Linked DNA regions of Homo sapiens: region 2 is linked to region 1. Evidence: chromatin contacts called from ENCODE POLR2A ChIA-PET data. All regions are on one chromosome and are shown on one strand. Each heading gives the region's core, a stretch centred on a gene start or an enhancer-like site at or near the end of the contact. The rest is flanking DNA. Distances are from core to core; before and after follow the strand shown. Region 1 overlaps TMCC2 (transmembrane and coiled-coil domain family 2). Region 2 has its middle 23 kb from the start of NUAK2.

Region 1 (4,817 bases), core at 1,416-3,915:
GACCAGCCTGGGCAACATGGTGAGACCCTGTCTCTACAAAAAGAATTTAAAAATTAGCCGGGTGTGGTAGCGTGCACCTGTAGTCCTAGCTGCTTGGGAGGCTGAGGTGGGAGGATCACTTGAGCCCACGAGGTTGAAGCTGCAGTCAGGCGTGATTGCACCACTGCACTCCAGCCTGGGTGACAGATTGAGACCCCATCTCCATTTTAAAAAAATCGTCATCTCAGCCTCGCCATTCTGCTTTCTAGTATGTATGCGACACAGAAAAGTAACTGCTCTCTATGTCTTAGATTTGTAAAGTGGGGAAAAAGTTGTCATCAATTGTGGGTGCACTTGGGCATTGGCAGGTGATTAGAGAATGCAGGTTTTCCATCCATGTGTTGCCTTAACCTCTGGGAGGCACAAGCCCCGGGGACTAGAAAGGGAACCACTGGTTATACGTCCAGTGGAGATGGCCTTGGGCCACCTGGCTCCTCAGAAAACAGATGAGGTCCCCACCCTCTTCTCCCTCTTCTTTTTTTTTTTTAACAGCAGTTCCTGGAAAACCTAGGGTCAGAGGGTTGTATTTCTCCTTCTCTCATCTCTCCCAGGCCTGGTTAGGCATCAATCCCTTCTCTCCTTGTTCAGAACCTCTCCCCAGCTGATCCCTGGGCTTGTGCATGGAGTGTCAGGAAGGGGACGCAGCACAGGAGTGCTGGATTTACAGCCAGCCAGCCCCTGACTGTGTCCTGCTCACCCCTTCCCCTCCTGCAGTGTGGCTGAGAAGCAGCACGGGGCAGAGCTGGGAGGGCTTCTGGACAGCTTCAGGAGACTCTGTGGAGGTGCTGGGGACAGGAGGACTCTTATGACAGGCCCCACTTTGAGAGCAGGCAGGAAGGAAGAGAGGGCCAAGATCTCCCCAGTCGTGCTGCAGGTGAAGTGAGGAGGGTGGAGAGATGACAACGTCCTGACTGGATGCTTCCCTGTGGCCTCATGGTGTTATCTCCAGGCTCCAGACAGGGAAACCAGTGGAGTTCAGCCCATCACCTAAGCGAGAGCAGACTCTGAATGCCCTGTGCTCTCCGTCCACTCCCACACCAGATTTATCCAACAAGATTTCTTCTCTGCCCCAGCATAAATAAGCACCCCTGTTTACTCTGAAGGATGGTGAGTGAGGGGCCCCCCCAACCCCTGGCTCTTGCCAAGAAGACAGATCTTGGCAGCTGCCCAGGGGCCTTGGTTTGTTTATGTCTGGGAGTCTGCTGGTTCAGAGGTGGGTGGGGCGGGCTCTGCTGAGAGAGGTTTCCAAACATGACCGCTCAGCCAGCCGGCCGTGGGGGCCCCTGGTATAACTGAACTTGTAGGCCAGGTTGCATGGGAGGCTGAAGGGGCCCAGACGGGCCACTCTGCCTGTTCACACGAATGCATCCACCTTCTGAGCACACCACCACGCAGGTACATGCGCCAGCCTCTGCCGGCCTGCCCTTCCTCACACCCAGGAGTGGTGGAGGGCAACTGCCTCCTCTGTTCCCCTCCTCCATCCCATCTCATCTCTTCTGCCCTTCTTTCTTCCTCTCTGCATGGAAAGGTCCCTTGGGCAGAGGGAGAGCCAGAGGCAGCCAGACCAGCAGCCTCAGAGGAGCCTTTCAAGGCCGTGCCTGTGCTGCCAGTGGCTCGCCAGGCCAGGGCAGGGCAGCTGTGTGATTTGCCATGAATTGCTGCTCCCTGTCTCAGTGACTCAAAGCCCCTATTACCCAGAGGCCTTGGGGTCCCAGCACAGCTGTATATCCTCTTGTGCCTGGAGATCCGAGAAGTTTCTTCCTTTAGTCTGATTTGAATTCCTCATGTTCAGGTGAAGCCCTTGCCTTGTAGGGGTCCTGTCTGATTAGGAGAGGGGCCCATAGTGAGGACTCTGTTTCTGACCTAAAGCTCTGACACCAGAGATCATAAGCTGCAGCGTCCTCTTGACTTTTCAGACAGAATCAGCCACCAGGTAACTGGCCTCCAGAATTAGCCTTTATGCATCTTTTCCCCACTAACACCCACTGACTTTCTTTCTAGATTGAAAATATCGGCCGGGCACGGTGGCTCGTGCCTGTAATCCCAGCACTTTGGGAGGCCGAGGTGGGTGTATCACCTGAGGTCAGGCGTCCGAGACCACCCTGGCCAACATGAGGAAACCCCGTCTCTACTAAAAATACAAAAACTAGCCGGGCGTGGTGGTGGGCGTCTGTAATCCCAGCTACTCGGGAGGCTGAGACAGGAGAATCGCTTGAACCTAGGAGGTGAAGATTGCAGTGAGCTGAGATCGCGCCATTACACTCCAGACTGGGCAACAAAAGGGAAACTCCGTCTCAGAAAAAGAAAAAAAAGAAAATATCCAGTATTCTCCAGATTAGCTCTGGCATCTGGGAGTACAGAAATCACCAGGATAGAGGGGGCAAAATTAGATAACTTCCAAGTTACCTAGCCAAGATGTAAGGTCATGCCTTGTTGACGCCTTTGTCCCTAAGCTCAGGCAAAACTTGGTGGGAGACAAGCTGTCTGTCTGCAGACACAGGTGGGAGAGGCCAGCCAGGTATCTGCCTGGGCTTTCCAAGCTTGCCCAAGGGGAAGGTGCACTCAGGTTTCAGGTGTCAGACCCCTATGCCAGAGCTGGTAGCAGTCAGCAAGAGGAGCTGTCTGTCATCGGGTTCCAGACGGCAAGGAGCCGGCACTGATGATGTGGGCTGGGTCATGGGAGTTGGCTCAGGTCTCCCCGGCTACCCAGCACGTTCTTCCCTGGATCTGCCACATCCCTGAGATGAGAAACGTGACCCCAGTCCCCTCTGGGGTGCCAGATGAGGCAATGGATATACAGCATCATTAACCTGATCCCTGCTTCTGCCTCTTCTTTTCATAGGCATATTTTGGGCTTTCTCTGTATATCCCACAGAGCAGAGGGCGCTGAAATAGAAGTAAAACTGAATGACTGAATGTACACACCCTATTGCATTCCTTCTAGGCTCCTAGGGAATCAGAAGCTCCCCTGAGCTGCAGTAGGGAGTTGGGGGAAGTGAGTGTCATTTCTGGGGACAGCCTTTTCCTACCTCCCTTCTCTGTCCAGGGACAGGCTCTTGGACCCCTAGCCCATTTCCCAAATCTTCCAGAGGCCAACCTAGAGGCCTCCTGCCCGCTGCTGCTTTTGTCCTCTTTGATCCCCCTCCAGGTCTGATTCTGGGAGTTCTCACTCTTCCTTTCCATTTCCTCTTCCTTACAGTTCTCCAGATACCCCACCACTGGGACCCTAGAGCTGAGCTAGTGTCCATAGCTAGTGAATAATTCATCAGGCTCAGCAAGAGCTAAATTAGACCCAAGGTGATACTGTGACCAGGAGGCCTCCTTTGGGCATCTGGAAAGGCGAATCCTGCCCTGGAAAGACAAGTGCTCTGTAACATTAACTTCATTGTATAAGGTTTCTTCATTGCCTGAGAAGGTAGCTTCAGATCCAAATATAATCTGGGCCCTGTGCCTGTCCACTGACTTCTCAGGGGCTCAATGGCTTATGGGCATGCCCCCCAAGAGGTGCCACTCATGTCCTTTTGAAAGCCTTCCTGGCATCAACAGTCAGCTGAACAGCATGCTACAGTTTGCAGAATGCGTTCACACACATTTCTCGTTTAGTCACGTCAGCTCATGGTATGCTCTGAGCCCTTGAGTCAGCAGGAGCACACCAGAATTCGGTGTTTCAATCCTCTGCTTTTAGAAAGGAATTATTCCAAATTATTCCTGGCAAATAGGGTGGGGTAGAGGGTGCTCTGCTTCCTAAAAGTTGCCCAAAAAGGAGATGTGGCTTCCTCTCCGGGTCACTTTCTCTTGGGCCTGTTCCCAGTAAAACCTCCTCCAGGGAGAGTGACTATAAAGGCATGAAATCATCCGTCTTTCCTACCTGCCTGGTACAGATTTTGATTTGCCTAAAAGTGACCTATGTAAGTGGTTCTGTTCACTGCCCAACATCTGGGCTCATGTCTGTGCCCAAGAAGGACTACCTAAACAGGAGTGTCTGTGGCATTAGATGGGCAGAGGACCAGCAGGAGAGATGGCATACTCCCTCCCTGGAAGCAGCTGAAAGGTGCCCTGGTGTGTGCATGTGGGTGCTGCCCTGCAGCTTCCTCCACTCTGGCCTGATCTGTCTGCTTTCCCAGCTCACACAGCTGTGCCTATTCCTCCACGTATTCCTAGGAAGCATGCCCACCTGGGTTGCTGCTGTTCACGCTGAAGAATATTATCCTTCCTCTCGCATTTCCCTGGGGGTTAGCAGAGCTCTTTGGTCACATGGGTTTCTAAGAAGATGCACCTTCTGGCTTGATCTGAAAGTGAATACTTGGGGAGGGAACCTCTGAAAGATGACCATTTTCCAAACCTCCATTTCCAAGCAGGCTTGGTGAGCATAAAAGAAGCCGCCAGCCTTTCAAAGAGGAGTCCTCACTGGCAGATTTTCACAGCACATTTGGGGCCTGAAATTTTTTTAAGGCCTCACCTTGTATTCTAAGCTACTAAATTTAGCTACTTTTTAGCGTGGTTCTTTGCTCCTAAAGCCTATGACTTCTCCAGTTTCCCACCCTTCAAAATGTGTGGTTTGTGATTTTTTTTTTTTTAAGAGAAAGAAAAGTAGGCCAGGTGCAGTGGCTCATGCCTGTAATCTCAGTGATTTGGGAGGCCAAGGCAGGAGGATCACTGGAGGCCAGAAGTTCGAGGCCAGCCTGGGCAACATAGTGAGACCTTGTCTCTCTTAAAAAAAAAAAATAATAATAATAAAACTAGCTGAGTGTGGTGACATGCACCTGTAGTCCCAGCTA
Region 2 (4,666 bases), core at 696-3,195, 48 kb after region 1:
CCATACCCCATCCTTATTATTAGTATTTTCCTAATTCTTATCATGACTATTTATTTATTTTTTGATATGGAGTCTTGCTCTATCGCTCAGGCTGGAGTGCAGTGGCACTATCTTGGCTCACTGCAACCTCTGCCTCCCGGGTTCAAGCTACTCTCCTGCCTCGGCCTCCTGAGTAGCTGGGATTACGGGCGCCTGCCACCATGCCCAGCTAATATTTGTATTTTTAGTAGAGACAGGGTGTCACCATGTTGGCCAGGCTGGTCTCGAACTCCTGACCTCAGGTGATCCTGCCTTTCTCTGCCTCCCAAAGTGCTGGGATTACAGGCATGAGCCACCATGCCAGGTCTATTTATTTATTTACTTATGAGACAGCGTCTCACTTTGTTGCCCAGACTGGAATACAGTGGTGCAATCTCTGCTCACTGCAACCTCTGCCTCCCGGGCTCAAGCAATCTTCCCACCTCCACCTCCCAAGTAGCTGGTACTACAGGTGTGTGCTACCATTCCTGACTAATTTTTCTTCTTTCTTTCTTTTTAGAGATAGGTTCTCACTCTCTTGCCCAGGCTGGAGTACAGTGGTACAATCTTGGCTTACTGCAGCCTTGACCTCCCAGGCTCAAGCAATCCTCCCACCTCATCCTCCCGAGTAGCTGAGACTACAGATGTGAACCACCACACCCGTCTAACTTTTGCATTTTTTTGTAGAGACAGGGTTTGGCCATGTTGCCCAGGCTGGTCTGGAACTCCTGGACTCAAGTGACCTGCCTGCCTTGACCTCCCAGAATGCTGGGACTATAGGCTTGAGCCACTGTGCCTGGCCATGGCCTTTTAATATACTATATCATTTACTTATTTACTATACTTGTCTTTCTCCACTAGAATGGATGCCCCATAAGACAAAAATCTCAGTTTTGTTCACAGATGTATCTCCAGAGCCTGGAACAGTATACACTGTTGGCACTCAGTAAATACTGAATGAATGACTGAATGACTGAATGAACATCATACTTTTTTTTTTTTTTTTTTGAAACAGAGTCTTGCTCTGTCCCCATGGCTGGAGTGCAGTGGTGTGATCTTGGCTCACTGCAATCTCCACATCCTGGTTTCAAGTGACTCTCTTGCCTCAGCCTCCTGCATAGCTGGGATTACAGGCACACGCCACCACACCTGGCTAATTTTTGTAATTTTAGTAGAGACTGGGTTTCATCATGTTGGCCAGGCTGGTCTCGAACACCTGACCTCAAGTGACCCACCTGCCTCAGCCTCCCAAAGTGCTGAGATTACAGGCATGAGTCACTGCGCCCGGCCTGCATGAATGTCCTATGTAGGTGGTTGCCTTATCAAGCTGAATCTAGTGTCTCAGTAGCCCCCACTCACTGGTCCTGGTCCTGGTCCTTGTCCTGGTCCTGCTCTCTGAGCCATGGCCTGTACATCTATTCTCTTTTCCAGAAGATCAACCGTGTCATCTATTATGTGATTCCCACCCACTCCCCTTCCCCTACTTTAAAAGTGCCCAGACTCTTCAGCTAAGACCCAGGACTCTTCCTTTGTCCTGGGTCCATCCTTGTCCTCAAGACATGTGTGGGCTATCAGTCAGCGGGCTTCAGATTCTGACTCGCAGAGCTGAAGTCCGCCTCTAGAAGCTCTACTGGAGTGTGGGCACTGTGCTTTGCAGAGGACTGTTGCTTCCCAACAGTGCTCTGGATCACTGTCTCCCCTCTCACTTTATCTGCCCAAGGAGGGCCCAAGGCAGCTGATGGGATGGAGCAGGGGGAGAGGTGAAGGGGTCATCTTGATGGTGGGTACTAACATGCTGCTGCAGTTTCCCTCCCTCTACACAGAGGACTGCCTGGACTTGCCCCGGGAAAGGGCTGAGGATGGGGAGAGGATTCCTACCAGGATTTCATGGTCCTGGTTGCAGAAGGCCCTTTGCTGTCTCTCAAAGCTGCTTCCCCACCTCCCCCAACCCTCGTCATCATCTGGGTTCTTCACATTCCGGAAGCACTGATGTGGCACTAAATATTCCTGCAGCTTCAGCCTTCTCCCTTGGGGGCCCACGTCATCGCTGTGAGCCTGGTTTCTGGAATGTTTTTGATATGAAGCATCCAGGCAGGTGAGGGGAAGGGCTGTGCAGGGTGGGATCCACAGTCCCTCATCTAGGTCTCTTTGGAACCAAGAAAATAGACATTCTCTTCCAGCTCAGATTTTCTTTCCCCAGAAGGCTTCCCCCACATCCACCCCCTCACCTTGCCCACCCTTCCCTCCACCTGGCTTAGAAGAGGTTACATAAGCAGATGCAGGAGGACACAGATGTTAGGACCGAATGGTTATGTTAGGACACAGATGTTAGGACTCTCCTTTCCTGAAAGTCCACCTCCCCCAGCCCCTGCTGAGATAGCACTGATGGAAAGGGCTGTGTCCTCTCCCTCCCTCCCCATTCCACACCCTGCGCGTCCCTTAGGTACAGGCTTTCCCTCCACTGTGTCCTCCTCTCCTCCATCCCCTCCAATTCTAGTCCTGTCCCTCACCCTTCAGCTTCTCGCCGGGCGCAGTGGCTCATGCCTGTAATCCCAGCACTTTGGGAGGCAGAGGCAGGCGGATCATGAGGTCAGGATATCGAGATCATCCTGGCTAACATGGTGAAACCCCGTCTCTACTAAAAATACAAAAAATTAGCCGGGCGTGGTGGTGGGCGCCTGTAGTCCCAGCTACTTGGGAGGCTGAGGCAGGAGAATTGCGTGAGCCCGGGAGGCGGAGCTTGCAGTGAGCCGAGATCACACCACTGCACTCCAGCCTGGGTGACAGAGCGAGACTCTGTCTCAAAAAAACAAACAAACAAAAAAACACTCTTCTGCTTCTCCCACTCACTCTCTCTCTCTCTCTCTTTTTTTTTTTTTTTTTTTTTTTGAGACTGAGTCTTGCTGTCACCCAGGCTGGAGTGCAGTGGCGCAGTCTAGGCTCACTGCAACCTCTGCCTCCCGGGTTCAAGCAATTCTCCTGCCTCAGGCTCCCAAGCAGCTGGGACTACAAACATGCTCCACCATGCCTGGCTAATTTTTTTTGTATTTTTAGTAGAGACGAGGTTTCACCATGTTGGCCAGGCTGGTCTCGAACTCCTGACCTCAGGTGATCCATCCACCTTGGCCTCCCAAAGTGCTGGGATTACAGGCATGAGCCACCACGCCTGGCCTCACTCTCTTCTTTCTTAGCTTTCTCTTGGGGCTTGTGGAGACTAGGAAAGGGCACTTGGGAAATTGGCATATTCCTTGTGCCTGCAAAAGAACCTGGCATATAATGGATGCTCATATAATAAATATTTATAAATAAACCTGGCATATAAATTTATAGTTCCTTCACTTACATTCTTTTATCCAATTCTCCAAACACCATGCCATTCAAGTGAGTCTGTGGGATGCCAAACCTGGGTTTGAGGTCTGATTTCTCCATTTGCTATCAAGTTCCTTTTTTTTGAGACAGAGTCTTGTTCTGTTGCCCAGGCTGGAGTGCAGTGGCACAATCTCAGCTCACTGCAACTATCGCCTCCCAGGTTCAAGGGATTTTCCTGCCTCAGCCTCCCGAGTAGCTGGGCCTAGAGGAGTGCGCCACCATGACCGGCTAATTTTTTGTATTTTTAGTAAAGTCAGGATTTCACCATGTTGGCCAGGCTGGTCTCGAGCTCCTGACAAGTGATGCTTCTGCCTCGACCTCCCAAAGTGCTGGGATTACAGATGTGAGCCACTGCGCCTGGCCTACTTAATGTTTTTGAGTCTCCATTTCTTTTATAAAATGAGAATGATAGAAATAGTACTGAACTAACAAGACTATCGTGAGCATTACATGAGGTAACACACCTAAAGGGCTTGACCCATAAGCACTTAGTGAATGGTAGCCCCTATTATTATCTCCGAAGATGCAATTCTTTCCATCATCCAAACTCCCTTTTTCTTCTTTTTTTTTTTTTTTGAGACCAGGCTGGAGTGCAGTGGTGCGATCTCTGCTCACTGCAAGCTCCGCCTCCTGGGTTCACGCCATTCTCCTGCCTCAGCCTCCTGAGTAGCTGGGACTACAGGCGCCCGCCCCCGCGCCCGGCTAATTTTTTATATTTTTAGTAAAGACGGGGTTTCACCGTGTTAGCCGTGATGGTCTCGATCTCCTGACCTTGTGATCCGCCCACCTCTGCCTCCCAAAGTTCTGGGATTACAGGCATGAGCCACCGCGCCGTCCCCAAACTCCCTTTCAACATGATCTGAACCAATAACAATTTCTCACTGAATTGCATGCTACCTTACCCACAGCCTGTAACCTCCTTGAGGCTAAGATCTCTGTTTTTTTTTTTTTTTTTTTTGCACCAGGGATACAGCAATTACCTCTGTCTTCTACTAAGCTTAGCACACAAAAGGGCTTGATTCATGAGAGGAATGAATAAAGGAGCACTGCTACCCCCACAGCTGAACTCTAAGCTTCTGGAGATAAACCCACCCCCTGGATTTTTTCCATGTTTACCCAGAGTCTAGCCCAGAGTTCCAGCACTGAGTAGGACCTCAGAGACTTAAGACCTAAGTACTCCAGTGTCGCCTAAGCAATGTCTTGTTTGCTCTCCCATCTTGACCTCATAGTTGCCTTGCCCTCCCCATCTCCTTTGCAGACTAGTGACTTTGCCAGCTCA

The links. ChIA-PET counts read pairs that join two places held with the same protein, here RNA polymerase II (POLR2A).
Region 2: POLR2A ChIA-PET joins it to region 1 with 11 read pairs in activated naive CD4-positive, alpha-beta T cell. The contact joins two enhancer-like sites. POLR2A ChIA-PET finds 5 or more read pairs at or near these places in 12 of 52 experiments (A673, CD8-positive, alpha-beta memory T cell, K562 and 7 more).

Annotation. Positions count from the first base shown.
Region 1 is chr1:205,248,207-205,253,023 of GRCh38, forward strand. The region is part of intron 2 of TMCC2 (transmembrane and coiled-coil domain family 2); the gene reads left to right. Among named protein-coding and RNA genes, the nearest start is that of TMCC2-AS1, 13 kb to the left of the region's middle. RefSeq lists a silencer at 3,555-3,752. Within about 2 kb of position 2,666, at least 12 of the 41 ENCODE cell types and tissues checked have a DNase peak (open chromatin) inside an H3K27ac peak, as active enhancers do.
Region 2 is chr1:205,296,631-205,301,296 of GRCh38, forward strand. No RefSeq gene overlaps it. Among named protein-coding and RNA genes, the nearest start is that of NUAK2, 23 kb to the right of the region's middle. RefSeq lists an enhancer at 3,983-4,666. Within about 2 kb of position 1,946, at least 6 of the 41 ENCODE cell types and tissues checked have a DNase peak (open chromatin) inside an H3K27ac peak, as active enhancers do.